Regions from separate parts of the Homo sapiens genome. Here region 1 is linked to region 2. Evidence: chromatin contacts called from ENCODE Hi-C or POLR2A ChIA-PET data. All regions are on one chromosome and are shown on one strand. Each heading gives the region's core, a stretch centred on a gene start or an enhancer-like site at or near the end of the contact. The rest is flanking DNA. Distances are from core to core; before and after follow the strand shown. Region 1 holds the start of LINC02202 (long intergenic non-protein coding RNA 2202). Region 2 holds the start of HAND1 (heart and neural crest derivatives expressed 1).

Region 1 (3,664 bases), core at 1,032-3,531, 4.6 Mb before region 2:
TGCCACTTTCTCATTTGGGTGAGTCAGCTTCAGGCTCTCAACAAACGCATCCTTTGCAGATGCTTCTAGACTCTGTTCAACCCCAGAAATCTATCTGCTGTGTGTCTCTTGCTGATCCTGGACTTGAGGGTGTCTATGCTTTTCTTTTCCCTGGCACTTTTGTCACCTTCCTTTGGCAGTGATCTGCTCCCTTATTTTGTGTCCCTCACCACTGGAGACACCCCACCAGACTCAGCTGGGAGTCCTGCAGTTGAGGACTGTTTACTGGAGAGTAAAATGGAGGTTCAGGCAGATAAAGAGAAGGAGGCCTAGGCCTTTTGCCAGGGCTATATGGGACCCATTGATAGGATGGGTGGGCTTTGCTTCCTCATCTCCTTACCTTCAAGGATCCTCTCTGAGCTGGAGAATATGGCCCAGGCAGGGGGAGGGATTGACTCTGGGGACCCCTTTGGACCTGGAGCATAAGGTTAAGTTTGGAGCTTTAGAAAGTTTTTAGCAGGCCAAGTTTCAATTGTGCATTTAAATACTATAGAGACTGAAAATGTTCACATACCTATCCCCAAAAACCTACAGCCCTTCAAGTCTCTCCACCATTATACTCTTCTTCGACATGAACGCTATGTTAGGAACCCCTGTGAATGCTATGGGGATCCCAAAAGATCAGACCAATCCCTTCAGGGAAGTCCTGGAAGAGATGGCATTAATTATGGTACCAGGGGAAAGTGCTCAGCACACAAGAAGTCTAGATTACATGTGTGAGAGCTGGGCAGGCCTCGTGCACAGGAGATAAAGCAGTGTTTGAGGACAGTGGCCATGCACTGCAGGCCAGGACCACACTCTTTCATCCAGTTTAGGAATCAGGAAGTGGCTCCACTGCTCTGCCAAGAGCACAAAGCATAACTCTTGCCTGTCTCTATTCAACATGGGCATGTGTACTTTTCCATCACTGACCCCATGAGCTTCCTAAATCAAAGGACCAAGGAAGGCCAGCAGAAAGGGGACCTGGATTTCTGGCAGATAATTTCCCCGAAGGAGTCCTTAGCAGATTTGGCTGCAGTCAGGGAGTTCCTTTGAGGGCAATGAAACAGAAGTTCACCATGTGCTTATTAGAGGTTACAACCTGCTAAAAAATGATGGGGTACATTACCCAGAAACTTCTAGCTATTTCCTTTGCCAGCCACAAAGATACATGCTGAAAAGCCTGAGGAGGGAGACAATTTCGTCCTTTTTTCTTTCCCTTTTTCCTTCCATCTCTCCCATTTCCATTCGTTCCTTCTCCTTCTCTCCTTTCTCTCTCCCTCCTTCCTTCCCATTTTCTCTTCCCCTTCTTCCTTTTTTGTCCTTTCTCCCCACCTTCCTTCTCTTCTCCCCCCACCCTTTTCATATGGCAGAGACAGAGTTAGGAAGGATTTGTTCAAGCCCTCCTTTTTAACAGGAAGAATAAAGGAGGATGAGAAAAACCCTACACCAAATAACCAGCTAATCAAGGACGGTTAACATTGCTGTTGCTTTGGTAGTTACTCTAAAAACAAACGAACCAACTACTTGGGGTGGGGAATGAGGGGTTGGCATTTAATTTGAGAAAATTTAAAAACGCATCCTGACACAGCCCCAGTGAGAGCATTCATTCCACCATTCACATATCTCGAGGACTGCCCGAGAGAGGTGAGCGTGTGAGTGAGAACAGTGCCCAACCCTGGCAGCCTCTAGGCTAGCGGCCGAGAGAGAAGCGTTTCAGAGGCCGGGGTGGGAGTAGAGCCTGGTACCCCACTTCCTGGGGACCCACAGCGCCTCATTTGCCGGGGCCCAGCGTCCATTCATCCCTCCCAGCGTGGAGGCCGTGCCCCTCCGAGAGTTACCAGCCCCGACCTCGCGCACCCATATTCCATCCCACCGCCCCCGCCTCAAAGCGAAGAGGTGGGCACCTGGGACGCGCGTCCTGCTTTTTCTGCCCGGGCTCTCCCGTCTCCTCCACTTTTGTCCCCGACGTCCCAGAACGGCGGAGCAGGACGCGGCATCAGCCCTGGGAGGGCGCAGCCTGCGAGCCTCCAGCGCGCTCAGGGCGCGGCGAGGATGCTAAAGGACTGCAATGGCCAGGATGCAGATCCCCAGCTCAAATTCCTGAGGAAGACACCCGCCTCCCTTTCCCTCTGTCCCCTCTCCGTCCTCGCTCGGACCCGCTCCTCCCCAGCCCAGACGTCAGTGCTCAGCGCTCCTTCGCTCGCCACTTTGCGAGGAACTTTGGCCGGCTCCCCTGCGCCACCGGGAGCGGGATGTTAATGAGAGAGCGTGGCCTGGCGCCGCCAGCGAGCCGGCTCCCGGGCCGCGATTGGCTGCGGTGGGCGGAAAGATGACGTTATGCAAATGAAGGGGCGGGGCCTCGATGCGCGGGCCCCGCCTCCTCCCTTTGGGGTTAGTGTGCCTGTGTTTAGCTCTGGGGAAAGTCAAACTGGATTCCATAGGGAAAGCCTGCAAATCACTTCTATTTTAGCAAGGAGAAAACAGAATCTCCATCCAGCAGGGTCCACCCCTCTCTCTTTCTCCCTCTCCTCTCTATCTCTCTTTCCCTCCCCCCCTTTCCTCTCTCCCTCTCTCCCCTTCCCCCCACCCTCTCTGGTGTATCTGTCTACGGCAACCAGCGTCCTCCTCATCTACACGCAAAGGAAAGAAACATCTTTGGTTGGGAGAGAAGGAGGAAAAAAAAAGAGAGAGAGAGGAAAAAACTTGCCTGGTTGTGGAAAATGACACTTGAAGTAGCAAAGCCGGCAGCGCGAGTTGAGTCTATTGTTTCTTAAATTGCCATCAGGGTTTTTTTTTTTTTTTTTTTTTTTTTTTTTTTTTTTTCTTCCTGCTTCTTCAAGTGAAGGGTACCTCTACAAAAGGAAACTCCAGCCCCTCCTGTCCTCCACCGGCCTGTGATCATTACAAAAAAAAAAAAAAAAAAGCAAAAAAAAAAAAAAAGCACCCAAACCAAAAATCAACCAACCAAACAACCCCCAACAGCCAAGCATACATCTCTAATTTTATTATTTTGGTCTTTTCGTTGGATTTTCCCTTTCTTCTTTTTTTCGGGTTATCGCTCAGTTTTGAGCAGAGGTTTACATTTTTTAAAAATTTGCTTTCCAGCCCGCCTTGATCTTCTAAGTGCGAGTTCATCGTCTGAGAAAAAAAAAAATCTCTGGTTGGCGTTTTTGTTTCTTTTCTTTTCTTTCTTTTCTTTCCTTTTTTTTTTTTTTTAATTTTTTTCAAGGGGGAGGAGATTTTCCACAAGAAAAGGTTGTTTTCATGTTTGGGATTCAGGAAAGCATCCAACGGAGTGGAAGCAGCATGAAGGAAGAGCCGCTGGGCAGCGGCATGAACGCGGTGCGGACGTGGATGCAGGGCGCCGGGGTGCTGGACGCCAACACGGCGGCGCAGAGGTGGGTACTGCGCGGGGACCGCGGCCGAGGTGAGCCGCGAGCGGGAGAGCCGGGAGGCGGAGGCGGCAGCGGCAGCGGCAGCTGCTGCCGCGGGGCCGGGCGGCGGGGTGAGTCCGCAGCCGCTGCGCTCCGCTCTCCGCCGGGGCTCCGCGCTCTCCAGCCGCTCTGCCTTCGTCGCCTGCGGCCGGAGGACCTGGAGCTGTCTGCGAGGAGCCCACGCTTTGCCAGCACTTTCCCCTGCCTCG
Region 2 (3,442 bases), core at 318-2,817:
GACTAGTAACTATGATAGGCACATAGTAGGCATCAATAAATAATTGTTGAATGAATGGGTGAATGATTTGCCTTCTAAAAAGAGCACTCACATTAACTTCTCCTTTCCCCCTCCCCTCGACTTTGCTTTGAAGAGAGGCACACTCCCTCTACCACACCGAGGGAGGGGGCGTTGAGCTGAGAAAGGTTGAGAGAATGAGGGACCCAGGTAGGTGGACATCGGCCAAGAAAGGAACCACAGCGGGAGGTAAGACCGAGAGTCCCCAGCTTGAAGCGTCACCACTCCGGGATTCCCAGATTCCAACGCGAGCCTGGGGAAAGCCCACAGTGGAGAGAGTCCGGCTGGCAGGGAATGGCCCTACCCCCGGGGTGAAATCTCGGAGGGTCGTGCAGCCGAGTCGCGCCTCTGCGCTGATGCGTGAGAGATGCCGGACGTCGCGTTTGCCTGTGCGAGCCTCGCGGATGCTGTGCAGTCTTGGTCCCCTCTGCGTGTGTCTAACGCCGAATGCTGGTGTCTCGAGGTGTGAGCTTCGGGGCCGGTGTCTTTAAAGAACCAAAGATTCTTAAGGAGTGATGATCTGGGTAGAGCGGCCCGACGTAGCCGCGCTCCCAGGTCTCGGTGCGAGTCCTGCGGACAGACCAGAGGAGACCTGCTGGCCAGATGCCCCGGGCCCAAGGCGGACGCCAGACTGTCTCTGCGCCAGCCGGGCTGGCCTTCGGAATGGATCAGGCACCCGGGAGGCCGGAGTGGATCTCAGACCCTCAAGCCGGGAACAAACCCGTCGATGCCCGTGGGCCTGGAGTCCGCCTCCTCCTTCCCGCCCCACCCCTACCCCTGCCTCCGAAAGGCTTCTTCGCTGGTCAGTAGCTGCGTGCCCGTCTGCCTGAGGCTGGGTCAGAATTGGCGGGCTGGTAACGACCCCGTGCACAAGCGGCTCCCAGTCTCTCCAGAAAGGGCCGATGACTAAGGGGTGGGGGTGGGGGCGGAGGGCTGGAAGGTGTTAGGGAAGAACGTTAGCGGCCTATCCTGTCTTCAGCAGCGCCCTCTCATCTTCTAGCTCTGACGCCGAGCAGAGCAGTTGGAGCTCGGGACTGGGAACTGCTGGAATTCCTATTTAGACTTCTAGACAGTCTAGAAACAAGAACCTTTCTTTCCCTGGGCCTCAGTTTCCTTGTCTGTAAAATCAAAAGGCGGGCTCTAGGTGTAGGCCTTCTTTTCGCTTGGTGATTCTGGATTCCTTTCCTTGGATCCGTGGGGAGGGGGTGGCAGCAACAGTCCAGGGCGTTGGCCGTCCTGTGCCTCAAGTACGTAGTCCCCGTGCCCGCCCCCTCAACACCCCCAGCAGCCCGCCCCCCTAAGCCCGCAGAGCAGGGAGCTGAGTGGGAGGGGCAGAGGCGGGGCCGGTTCCCAGTCCCTGCTGGCGGACTAGAGTGGCGCGGGCTGAGCGTAAAACCTGGGATAGCCACTCCCCCTTTTCCTTATCCCCGCCCCCCTGCCATTGGCTCCCGGGAGAGGTTGACATCAAAGCCGCGGTCTTATATAAGCCAGATCCGCAGGGGAGTCCGCAGAAGGGTTAAACAGGTCTTTGGGCTTCGGCGACCTCGCCCGCGGCAGAAACCGGTAAGAAGACAGTGGGCTGCGCGTCTCATTTTCAGCCTTGCCCGGACTCTCCCAAAGCCGGCGCCCAGTAGTGGCTCCAGAGCCCACAGGTGGCCCCCGGCAGTCTCTGGGGCGCATGGAGCGGCGTTAATAGGGCTGGCGGCGCAGGCCAGTAGCCGCTCCAACATGAACCTCGTGGGCAGCTACGCACACCATCACCACCATCACCACCCGCACCCTGCGCACCCCATGCTCCACGAACCCTTCCTCTTCGGTCCGGCCTCGCGCTGTCATCAGGAAAGGCCCTACTTCCAGAGCTGGCTGCTGAGCCCGGCTGACGCTGCCCCGGACTTCCCTGCGGGCGGGCCGCCGCCCGCGGCCGCTGCAGCCGCCACCGCCTATGGTCCTGACGCCAGGCCTGGGCAGAGCCCCGGGCGGCTGGAGGCGCTTGGCGGCCGTCTTGGCCGGCGGAAAGGCTCAGGACCCAAGAAGGAGCGGAGACGCACTGAGAGCATTAACAGCGCATTCGCGGAGTTGCGCGAGTGCATCCCCAACGTGCCGGCCGACACCAAGCTCTCCAAGATCAAGACTCTGCGCCTAGCCACCAGCTACATCGCCTACCTGATGGACGTGCTGGCCAAGGATGCACAGTCTGGCGATCCCGAGGCCTTCAAGGCTGAACTCAAGAAGGCGGATGGCGGCCGTGAGAGCAAGCGGAAAAGGGAGCTGGTGAGTCCTGGGGCTTGCATGCTCCAGCCAAGGGTGCAGGAGCGGTGAGCAGCCTCAGGCCATGCAGGTAGTCGAAGGAGGCTGTGTTGTCCTGTGTCCGATTTGGAAAGGTTGGGAAGAGTTCTGAGATGGTTGGTCACAGCGTGCGATCCTGTGCATGGAGGGAGGCAGATTCGTCATAGAATTCATTTGTAATACGGGAGAGTGTTTGTAATACTGAGTGAATAATCTGTTTGGAGCCTCGGACCCTCCAAAAATGCACACACCACAGGTTTTGCTTCCAATTTGGAGAAGTCCTGATTCATTCCTGGGCTCTCCTGGAAGCCAGGTTAAGAATATGTGTTAAAGTTCTTTACTTTGAGTTTGAATTTATGTGCCCGGGCTCGGTTCCTGTTTTCAAAGGGCCTTTGCTGGACCGGCTAGTCTACTTCCATCATTGTATAAATAGGGAAACTGAGGGCCCAGAGTGGGTCGGGGCAGGAAAAGCACCTATCTGAGGAGTCCAGGGTGGAGGTGAGGTAAAACAGATCGGGTCTTCTACTCAGTCCAGGGCCAGTTCTGGTTCTCCCCATGGACTGGTTCTGAGGACGACTTCAGTGGCTTTGCATGTAAATAAGAGCCACTTCTTTTAGCTTTGGAGAGCGCAGTCTCGTCTTGGCCTTCTTGATCCTCTCCGGTTAGGGTGACACTTCCTGGCACTCGGTCTGGCTGTCCGGGGCTGGGGGCTTCTGAGCGCTGGGTTTTCAGGCTGGCCAATCAGTTTCTCTAGGTTGGGGGGCTTAAGGCCGTAGCGGAGTGGAGCCAGCTGAAGCGCCCCACCTGGTTTATCCAACCTGCGGGGGCCTGTGGTAAACTGACGAAAGCTCATCCAGGGACGAGGGAAAGATAAATAGGCATCGAGTCTCTAAACGGCTGCCCCGGACTGGGGATGGTGCAGGCCGGCTTCTTTCGAGGTGCGGCGCCTCGAAAGAAGTTGTTATTGGGCGGATCCCGGCCCCCACGCGTCGCCGCCTCCTTCAAGTAGCACCGCTTGGTTCCTGCTGAAAGAGCGGGAAGGAGGACGCTAGGCCAGCTCGACTCCCCGCTCTTTTACCTCCGTATCTGAGGCTCCCAG

What was found. A loop is a pair of places that touch in the nucleus more often than their neighbours do. ChIA-PET counts read pairs that join two places held with the same protein, here RNA polymerase II (POLR2A). Pooled maps may share reads with other maps.
Region 1: a loop to region 2 is called in a pooled map, with 3 times the contacts of the local background. The contact joins the promoter of LINC02202 here to the promoter of HAND1 in region 2. A Hi-C loop is called at or near these places in 5 of 50 pooled maps. POLR2A ChIA-PET finds 5 or more read pairs at or near these places in 2 of 52 experiments (A673 and Panc1).

The regions. Positions count from the first base shown.
Region 1 is chr5:159,099,100-159,102,763 of GRCh38, reverse strand. It overlaps LINC02202 (long intergenic non-protein coding RNA 2202), which reads right to left and starts at 2,281. Exons shown (of 3, transcript NR_109890.1): 1 at 1,926-2,281. It overlaps EBF1 (EBF transcription factor 1), which reads left to right and starts at 2,848. Exons shown (of 16, transcript NM_024007.5): 1 at 2,848-3,419. The coding sequence starts at 3,286. RefSeq lists enhancers at 1,313-1,939, 1,940-2,568 and a silencer at 3,386-3,664.
Region 2 is chr5:154,476,352-154,479,793 of GRCh38, reverse strand. It overlaps HAND1 (heart and neural crest derivatives expressed 1), which reads left to right and starts at 1,567. Exons shown (of 2, transcript NM_004821.3): 1 at 1,567-2,328. The coding sequence starts at 1,786. RefSeq lists enhancers at 1-119, 2,893-3,442.